2 separate regions of the Homo sapiens genome follow, and region 1 is linked to region 2. Evidence: chromatin loops called from intact Hi-C (ENCODE). Cell type or tissue: B cell. All regions are shown on one strand.

Evidence for each region. Peaks named below come from ENCODE experiments on the same cell type or tissue, not always from the same donor. Only the 100,000 strongest peaks of a DNase experiment are listed, where the experiment ranks them.
Region 1: a loop joins it to region 2, with 5 times the contacts of the local background. A loop is called at or near these places in 1 of 110 quality-filtered maps.

The regions. Positions count from the first base shown.
Region 1 is chr16:10,868,058-10,873,057 of GRCh38, reverse strand. It overlaps a transcript of CIITA not described here. Among named protein-coding and RNA genes, the nearest start is that of CIITA, 6.6 kb to the left of the region's middle. RefSeq lists an enhancer at 949-2,148. In B cell, a CTCF peak has its summit at 4,434; DNase peaks (open chromatin) are centred at 1,177, 1,797, 2,787 and 4,307; H3K4me3 peaks cover 3,297 bases; H3K27ac peaks cover 4,821 bases.
Region 2 is chr16:10,295,614-10,300,613 of GRCh38, reverse strand. No RefSeq gene overlaps it. Among named protein-coding and RNA genes, the nearest start is that of ATF7IP2, 88 kb to the left of the region's middle. RefSeq lists an enhancer at 2,777-2,826. In B cell, a CTCF peak has its summit at 2,386; DNase peaks (open chromatin) are centred at 1,943 and 2,983; H3K4me3 peaks cover 2,227 bases; H3K27ac peaks cover 4,586 bases.

The DNA of each region.
Region 1 (5,000 bases), 570 kb before region 2:
GAGGCTGTAGTGAGCTGTGATTGCGCCACTGTGCTCCAGCCTTGGCGACAGAGCAAGACCCTGTCTCAAAAAATAAAATAAAATAATAAAATAGAAGATACACTATTCTAAGACCATTTGAAGGAATGAATGGAGTTTTAGATTTGAATGATCAAGGCAGCCTCCAGTTCCAAATGGATGAAGATTCCTCCCCTACTAGGTTAAAAGTCCTTCTTCATCTCATGCTTTTTGGTGAAAGAGCACTGGATGGGGAGTCCACCATAATTTCTAGCAGGTGCTAAATAAATGATTCAGGAGAAGGAAAGAAAGGAGGCAAGAAAGGGAGAGAAAGAGATCGGTGAATAGGGAGATAGGTGAGTAGAATACAACTGCTATGTATCCAAATTAGGGAGGGACATGGGAGGGTGTATGAGAACCTGGACCTGCTGATGGATTGTTGTAAAGGGGGCTTAGCTGGTAGGAATGCAGGGAAATACTTTGACATGTAAATACATGGGAAATATATGGGTGATTAGGTAGGTAGAGAAATGGATTAACTGATAAGTAGACATGAGTAAATAAGTGTATAAGTATGTAGACAGTAGATATAAATAGATAAATTGAGAAGTAGATTACCACCATAAGACAGGGCGAGAGGCTGGGCACAGTGGCTCACGCCTATAATCCCAGCATTTTGGGAAGCTGAGATGGGTGGATTGCTTGAGGTCAGGAGTTTGAGACCAGCCTGGCCAACATGATGAAACCCTGTCTCTACTAAAAATATAAAAATTAGCTCGGCATGGTGGCAGGCGCCTGTAATCCTAGCTACTCGGGAGGCTGAGGCAGGAGAATTGCTTGAATCTGGGAGGCAGAGGTTATAATGAGCTGAGATCACGCCACTGCATTCCAGCCTGGGCTACAAAGCAAGACTGTGTCCCCCCCACCCAAAAAAAATTAAAAAAAAGACAGGGTGAGAATAATGATAATAATAATAAAAAGAAGTAGATATAGGAAGGTAGGTACACAGATCAGGAAAGTTGGAGGGCAGGCAGGTAGGTGGATGGGAAAGTAGACAGTAAGGAACGCAGGTGAACTGCTCAAGGTCATAGCAACAGAGAACAGAAACCGTGACTGGTTGGAGAAGTGCCAGGCTTGGGGGCAAGCTGTGTTTGGAACAGGCTGGCCTGGGAAAACCCATGGGGAAATGCCAGCTTCCGGGTACAGGTGTGTCTCCTTCTGTGGTTCCTGGGGTAGAGGGCCAGAGAAGCAGTCCAAGATGAAAGGCACGAGTCTTCCTCGCCAACACATCCCCCTCCCTGAGGCAAAGGAGACTCCCAAAATCAGAACAGGGGCTGGTTCTCAGGAAAGGAAGCCCAGAAGGTGAGAGGGCACAGCCTCTCTCCTCTCTGGTGTGTCACAGCTCTGGTTTCTCACATCCTAAGGGCCAGATGGGGAAGGAAGCTGGAGGAAGGGAGCTTAGCGATCCCTAAGGGTGGGGTGTTCCTCCCTTTCCAATAAATCAGGCGACTTCCCAGAGGGAGCCTTTGTTCTGTCATTCCTAGAACTGAGACCTCATGGGCAAAAATGTCACGCAATGAAATCAGAACAACAAAAACAACCAACAAAGTAGAGTCAGAGGAATCAATAAAATGTAAGACCCTGGCAGGGGTGCCCTACAGCCTCTGAGAAAGTATGCAAAATGGGCCCCTTTGTGCCTCGCATTCCATGGTCAAACCCAAGGCCAGCTGAGGTTGCCCCCACTTACAGTCATCTTTCCACCATGCACGTTGGGCTTGTGGTTGCCTCAGACGCCAGCCTCAAGGCTGAGTCAGAACCAGCTTCCTCTTGCAGGGAGTGTATGGGGCTTACACTGAATGGTGTCCCTGAGCCCTTAGATCAGTGACTCTGAATGCTATTATCATCTCCACTTTATAGATGGGGAAACTGAGGCGGGGCGCCCGGGAAGTGCTCAAAGTCATACCTCTTGGAATTGGGAAGGCAGGACAGGCACTCAGGCTGTCTGAGGACATGGCCCATGTGCCAGTTCAACTCGAGGGCAGGGGCCACATTGATTTGTTTCTCAAATATGCACAGTACCCAAGCACTCAGCACTGCATTTTGCATGGGGTAGGTGTCTAGATATTGTCTGGGGCCCCCAGACTGCAGTAATTATTTTTCTTGGTGCCTCAAACCCCTGGTTTATCTTCTTCCTGTTCCATTCTCCTTGCTGTTAGACTCAGAGTGGTCTGATATTTATACAGTGCGACCTAATGCCAAGCACTGCCTTGGAAGGTTTCTACCTACCATCTCATTTAACCCTCACTAGAGCCCTGGGAGATTCGTATCATTGCTCCCATTTCAGAGATGAAGAAACTGAGATTCCGAGTGGTCTAGTCATGTGGCCAAGGTCACATGGTACGTAAGGAGCAGAACATGGCTTCAGATCCAGAGCTGTCCAGCTGTCCAGCCTCCAGCCTGGTTCTTTTTCCATCATCACCCATCCTAGCTCCCCCTTCTTTGGCCTCTGATAGATGTTGTTCAGATGTTGTGACCCACTGTTGACCAGGGACTGCCTAAATGTTTGCTTTAACTTCCCACTGAGGCACCTGAGTTCCTCCAGGGCAAGGACTTTGACTCTTGGGACTCACTGGAACTTTCCTGGGGCTGGATGCACACAGGTTGCTCAGTGTAGCACAGAGCGAAACCCCTAAGCTCCCATCTCCAGAACTGGGCTTTCTGCACAATTGCACCTAAGGCACTGCAATATCTGAAGGGGACTTCTGAATCATCAGGCTGGTTTCAGTTTGAAGACTGCCACCCTATTTGGGGTAGATTTACGGTAGCCCCTTGGGTTGTTTAGAAGAGGAAGCTAAAGCAGTACTTTTTTTTTTTTTTTTTTTTTTTTTTTTGCAGGAAGTACTGCAATTGGCCAGGACTCATGAGACCCCATAGTCTCCCTCCTCAGGTCATGACCAGAGGCAAATCATTAACTTCTCTGTGCCTCAGTTTACTCATTGGTAAAGTAGGAATAATGGCATTACATGAACTATCCATTCATCCATCTACCCACTCATCAACGCATCCATCCACTGAACATTCAACAAATATATATTGCATACCTACCCTGTGCTCAGGCCCTGTGCTAGGTATTTGGGACATATTGTGATCAAAACATAGATCCATGTCCATGTGGAGTTTATTTTCCAGTGGGAGGGTCAAACAATAAACAACACACACGTAATACAAAAGTAAGATATACAGAAGGTGGGGAGCCAGGCGCAGTGGCTCATGCCTGTTATCCCAGTACTTTGTGGGGTGGGCGGATCACTTGATGTCAGGAGTTCAAGACCAGCCTGGCCAACTTGGAGAAACCCTGTCTCTAAAAATACAAAAATTAGCCAGGCATAGTGGCACAAACCTGTAATCCCAGCTATTTGGGAGGCTGAGGCATGAGAACTGCATGAACCTGGGAGATGGAAGTTGCAGTGAGCTGAGATCTCACCACTGCACTCCAGGCTGGGCGATAGAGCAAGACTCTGTATCAAAAAAAAAAAAAGTGGGGAAAAAATCAATCTGGGGAGGGGGCTCAGAGTGTGGAGGGAGGAGTTGCAATTCTAAATGGCTTGGTCAGGGCAGGCTTCATTGATAAGGTGCAAAGAATAGAAGGAATTTAGGAGGTTGACCAAGAAAATGCTTAGAGAACAGTGCTCCAGGCAGAGGGAACGGCATGTGCAAAGGTTCTGAGGCAGACAGTGTGCTGAGCGTGTCTAAGGAACAGCGAGGGTGCCAACATGGCTGGAGTAGATGAACAAGGCAGACAGGAGTAGGGGATGAGAGCAGGGAGCTGATGAGGTAGGAAAGGCCTTGTGGGCCATTGTCCAGATTTAGCTTTTTCTCTGAGTAACGTGGGAGCCAGTGCAGCGTTTAGCACAGCAGAGGGCCAAGGTCATTATAGAGTGGTTGAGAGGGAGGGTCACAAAAACCCCACATGGATGATTTCCTTTTCCGAACCCCCATCAAAATGAAAGTCAGTGCCCTTTGTTTACAAACCATGCAATTCTCTTGCCCTGTCCTCTTTCTTCCCCTCTGAGAGCTGCCCAGCAGCAGCACACCTGCCCACTGTCGCAGGTCAAGCCTGGCAGCCCTGGAGGGAAGCTGGCTGGAGGGCAGAAAGAGAAAGCAGGAAAAGAGCAACTTGCCCTGCACCCCTCCCAGCTCCCCGAAGACCACACTGGGCCCCGAGTGCAGTTCCACTTTCTGGAGTCACGTGGGATCAGAAATAAATATATTACCTCCCGAGGGAGGAAACAGAGTTAAATAACAGGAACCAGCACTCTCGGAAAGAGGGGGTGGGAGGGGCTGAAGTGTCCGGCAGTGAAGGCACATGTGGCTGGGGCAGGAGGGGCTGCAGCCAGGGAGAGAGGAAGGTTCTGGCTTCTCCCCCAGGTGGCATCTGTGCCACCATCAAGACCACACTGGCTGTCTGCGCCCCTGTTGAGAAGCCAAGGGAGAATGTTTGGGTGGTAAAGATGCCCCTTTGCCTAGGTGACTGTTAGGAGGAAGAGAATTAAAGAGGAGTCCAATAGACGATGGAAACCACTTGGGTGAGAATTTGACCACAAGAAGAACCAGCCCTGTAGAAATGTTGTCTTGGCAGGAAAGCTGGTAAACAACACTGCCCTGGTGCCCAAGATAAGGCCGCCAAAATGCATTTGATGCCCTGAAGGCTAAGTTGAAGATCAAAGCTTGTCTGTCTTCAAATCCAGTCTTCACCGCTTCCCACCTGGGGGACCTGGGCAAGTTGCGTCACCCCTGGGCAGAGTCTGTTTTCTTCTTTAAGTGTTAAATAAGGATGGGGATCAAAGGGCTCAAGGTCAAGGGAGAAGTAAGAGGGTTCTAGATTGCGCTTAGGCTGTTTCTGGCACACTAAATAATCAATGTCAATCACTGTTATTCTCTCAAGACTTGCATTTCAGAAGGAGATGGAACAAACACCGTCTTTAGAAAGTTATGACCAGGTT
Region 2 (5,000 bases):
GCGCTATGGTTAGGTAACCAAGTATTTCACAGTTTCCAGACCCGATGATTTTATTGATTATGCAGAAGCTTCTGTAAAATAATTTTTGTTTTTTTGTTTATTTTTTTGAGACAGAGTCTCGCTCTATAGCCCAGGCTAGTGTGCAGTGGCGCCATTTCGGCTCGCTGCAACGTCCGCCTCCTGGATGCGAGTGATTCTCATGCCTCAGTCTCCAGAGTAGCTGGGACTAAAGGCGTGCACCACGATGCCCGGCTAATTTTTGTATTTTTTTAGTAGAGATGAGGTTTTGCCATGTTTGCCAGGCTGGTCTCGAGCTTCCGGCCTCTAGTAATCAGCCCACTTGGGCCTCCCAAAGTGCTGGGATTACAGGAGTCAGCAGGCGTGCCCAGCTTTGTATTTCTTTTATAATAATGAGAACTAGTTAATAAAAATAAGTGAGCTTCTGGCCTTGATACAAAAGCATACAATTACAGTTGGAGAGATATTTAGAAGAAATTCAGCACAATCCAAGCCAAGATATATCATCAAATAGAAAAAAGAAAAAAAAGCAGTTGAAGATTCATTTGACTACTATGATACTGTTTGGGTTTTAAAATTATGTATAGGATATAAATATACCTATGTAGGTGTGCATATAGAAAGATAGAGCTACGTAAAAAGAGAAACAAATTAGAGAAGCACACATCAAATTGTAAATTGCAGTTATCTCTTGAATTTAGAAATGCGGAGGAGTTGCACTTTCTATTTTATTTATTTCTGTAATGATTTTATTATGATATTGACTCATATTTTAATAAGCAGAAAAAACAATGTAGATAAAAATGGAAAGATTCCAAGTAGTGTTTTAATTCCTTCTGTAACAGCTCTAGCACCCAGACTCTGAATAAATAATTTTTCTTTCTTTCTTTATTTTTTTTTTGAGATGGAGTTTTGCTCTTGTTGCCCAGGCTGGAGTGCAATGGTACGATCTCGGCTTACTGCAACCTCTGCCTCCCAGGTATAAGCGATTCTTCTGCCTCAGCCTCCAGAATAGCTGGGATTACAGGTGCCTGCCACCATACCCAGCTAACTTTTTTTGTATTTTTAGTAGAGATGGGGTTTCATCATGATGGCCAGGCTGTTCTTGAACTCCTGACCTCAGGTGATCTGCCTGCCTCGGCCTCCCAAAGTGCTGGGATTACAGGCGTGAGCCACTGCGCCTGGCCAATAATTTCAATAGAGAATTCATTCATTTCATACATGCTGGAGAAGCATGTACGAAAATACAGCCATTGTGCTGGGCCCTGGAGATACGAAGATGCAATACATCCAAAAAGGTCTTCATATTGGAGCCCCAAGTAGTGAAACTAGGGAAAGGAGGAAGAAGGAGATAGGCCAGGAGGAAGAGAATGAAGAAGAGAGTACTGTTACCAGCGCTCTCTCCTATCACTTTCATGGTTATAGCCCCAGCACTTTGTTTTGTTTTGTTTTTGAGATAGGGTCTTTCTCTGTCACCCAGGCTGGAGTGCACTGGTGCGATCTCAGCTCACTGCAGCCTCGACCTCCCAGTCTCAGGTGATCCTCCCACCCCAGCCTCTCAAGTAGCTGGGACCACAGGTGTGTGCCACCACTCCTGGCTAACTTTTTTTGTTTGCTGGTTTATTTTTTTGTAGAGACAGAGTTTCGCCATGTTGCCCAGACTGGTTGTGAACTCTTGGTCTCAAGCAATTGGCCATGCCTCAGCTTTCCAAAATGCTGGGATTATAGGCATGAACCACTGTGCCAGGTCTTGCCACAGCATTTTGGCTAGTGGCTGGCACATAGATGCTCAGTAAACTTGTTCAACAAATGAGTAACAGAGAAGGAAGAAATAGTGAATAATCTGATATGTCAGACGGAATGGTCATTCCACCAGCAATGTAAGGAAGAAACAGAGACAGGTTAGAGGAAGGCAGTGGCAATGTCAAGTAGAATTGTGGGGACGGAGGGCATGCAGAACTCAACCTCTGGGAGGAGAAATAGAAAAGAGAAGCTATAACTTCTCATTCTTAGGCTGCCCTTTCTTTTGTGACAGCCTCTATCTTGCACCTGCCACTCATTGGTACTTTGCTACATAAAGAAAGGTTTTATGCTGTTCTAGTGATTAGAAAGTTCATGATAATTATAATAATTTCCTTTGGTTCTCTTGAAATTAGTCTAGATATGAGATTTCATTTGGTGTACCTTTTATTCAACTATACCGAGCTGGCTTTGATGATGCAAAACACAAAATAGTTAATTATCAATTATAACAGGACATTTACATAATTACCAAGCAGACCCAAATTGAGTTCATCCTTTTAGAATGAACTTCAAAAGCTGGCTTTGAGTTTCCTCATGATTTTCTTTACTTCCCCAGTTTCCTCACAATAAAATTGTGTTACCCTTATAATGGCATTTTGAAAAAAATAGACCGAAAAAATAAATCAATGATATATTTAACTTTTTCTGTTCTAATCACTCTAAGAGTTTTGGGACAATTGAGTATCACCAATTGAAGAAAAAAAAAAAGAAAAAAGAAAAAACAAAAAAAAGAATTTCCCCTGTTACCACAAAAGAAAAGAGACCATATCCTCCTCCTCTTAGAGTATTCCTGAGAGAAACCTAGTGGTCGTAAATTCTTACTTTAATCTTTTGGTGTGTCTATAAATCTCTTCAGAGGCAAGTAAGCCTCTTGCCAGATTTACAACCCAGAAACATTTTTTTCAAAGGTCTTGGATTTATCCCCTTTGAAATGCAAATGTCTGAGGCAACTATATCTTGGTCACCCAGTCACTGTGGGCGCCTTTCTCTGAACTAGCGGAGGTGGTCATGAGAAAGGAGACCACTCCTCATGTTGTCTTATACTTAATTTCTTGTTTGCTGAAAAGGTAGAAGTTAAAAGAATAAGCAGAAGTGAAATTCATAGTCAGACAGCCCAGCGTCACATTTCGGGCCTGGTAGTTAAAATTCAACCCCTGACCTCACTGCTTGAGTTATCTATAGATTCTAGACACTGTATGAGGAAGCGTTGTGAAACTCCCTGTTCTGTTCTGTTTCGTTGTGATTACTGGTGCATGCAGCCGTCAGTCACCTACCCCTCGCTTGCCCAATCGGTCACGACCCCCTCTTCATGCAGTCCCTTTAGAGGTGTGAGCCCTTAAAAGGGACAGGAATTACTTATTCAGGGAGCTCAGTTTCTAGGACTTGAGTCTGCCGATGCTCCCAGAAGAATAAAGCTCTTTCCTTCCACAATCCGGTGTCTGAGAGGTTGTGTCTATGACTCCTCCTGCTACAGTTAAAGAAATTTTACTAACTTTCCAGTCCACTTCAAGCCCAATTTTTTCACCATTGTTGGGAGTCAGAAACCGATACCCCAAAATAGGGCACTCTGATGGGCCGAACTGAGGAAGACCTAAGGTCTCTCTGACCTCACCCACCTACTTCTCATCGCTCAGTCCTCCGTGTCTCCCAAAACACAGGATGAAGTTGTTCTCTGAAGTTCCCTTATCTACCTAAAGCCCGGACCTGAAAAAGAAGAAAACAATGACCCCGGTCCCTGAGTTTTCATTAGCTGAACTCACATCGCAGGAAGACTGACTGAAGTCTGCCAACACACCTGAACAGACTTGTCACAAATCATTTTCTGCTCTGCAGACCCAACAGACTTTGTTCTGAGCCACTGTGTGTTCTCTAAGCCCATTGAATTCCCCTAAAAATCCTTTGTGGCTGGGAGCTGTGGCTCACGCCTGTAATCCCAGCACTTTGGGAGGCCGAGGCGGGTGGATCACCTGAGGTCAGGAGTTGGAGACCAGCCTGCCCAACACGGCATAACCCCGTCTCTACTAAAAATACAAAAATTAGCTGGGCATGGTGGTGGGCACCTGTAATCTCAGCTATTCGGGAGGCTGAGGCAGGAGAATTGCTTGAACCCAGGAGGCGGAGGTTGTAGTAGGTGGAGATTGCGCCAGTGCACTCCAGCCTGGGCGACAAGAGCAAAACTCTGTCTCAAAATAATAATGATAATAAAAATAAAAATCCTTTGCTATTCTCCTAAAATCATTCACACTTTTCCATGATCCTCTCCCCTAAGAAGTCGGATATAGAAGAATCTGTATCCCTTTGGGATATTAGGCCATCACTCTGCGATCCTCCCCAGCACATGCTAATAAACGTGTATGCCTTTTCTTCTATCATTTACATTTTGTCAGTTGATTTTCAGGGAACTTTCAGAGGGCGAAGGTTTTATTCGAATGGATAATATCCCTTAACTCGTACATGATCTATTGGAATAAAAAAACTTTAGCCCCTAAACATAATGTCAAACTCCCACATAGTCAGTGCCAGCTGGATAGGAATGAGATTCTCTACTTTGCTTCTAGAGGTTGAATTTTTTTTTTTTTTTTTTTTTGGAGACAGAGTCTCACTCTGTTGCCTGGGCTGGAGTGCAGTGGCATGATCTTAGCTCACTGCAACCTCCACCTCCCAGGACCAAGCGATCCTCCCACCTCAGCCTCCTGAGTTGCTGGGGCCAGAGGTGCATGCCACCATGCCCAGCTAATTTTTGTATTTTTTGTAGAGATGGGGTTTTGTCATGTTGCCCAGCCTGGTCTCCAACTCCTGGCTTCAAGTGATCCACCCACTTTGTCCTCCCAAAGTGCTGGAATGATAGGTGTGAGCCACCACGCCCAGTCTCAAAGTTTCAATCTTTCAGGCAAAGATAGAGAAACCCTGCACTTGAGAATCCTAAGGTTTAACTGAGAACCAGGGGCAGTAGTTTCAGCCCAGCCACTGAGGAAGGGTGGGAACAGACCCTGAGGCACACTACCTCTCAAAGGTGATCAGTTTCATCCTTCAGGAAGAATTGGTTAATCCTTTCCATGTAAATTACCATCACATTCACTCACCCTTAGCTGGGCAGTGTTCCTGGGATCTTTTCTTCCCACTTCAAGAAAACAGTGGATCAAATCCCCAACCAACATTAATATCCTACAAATCTCTGC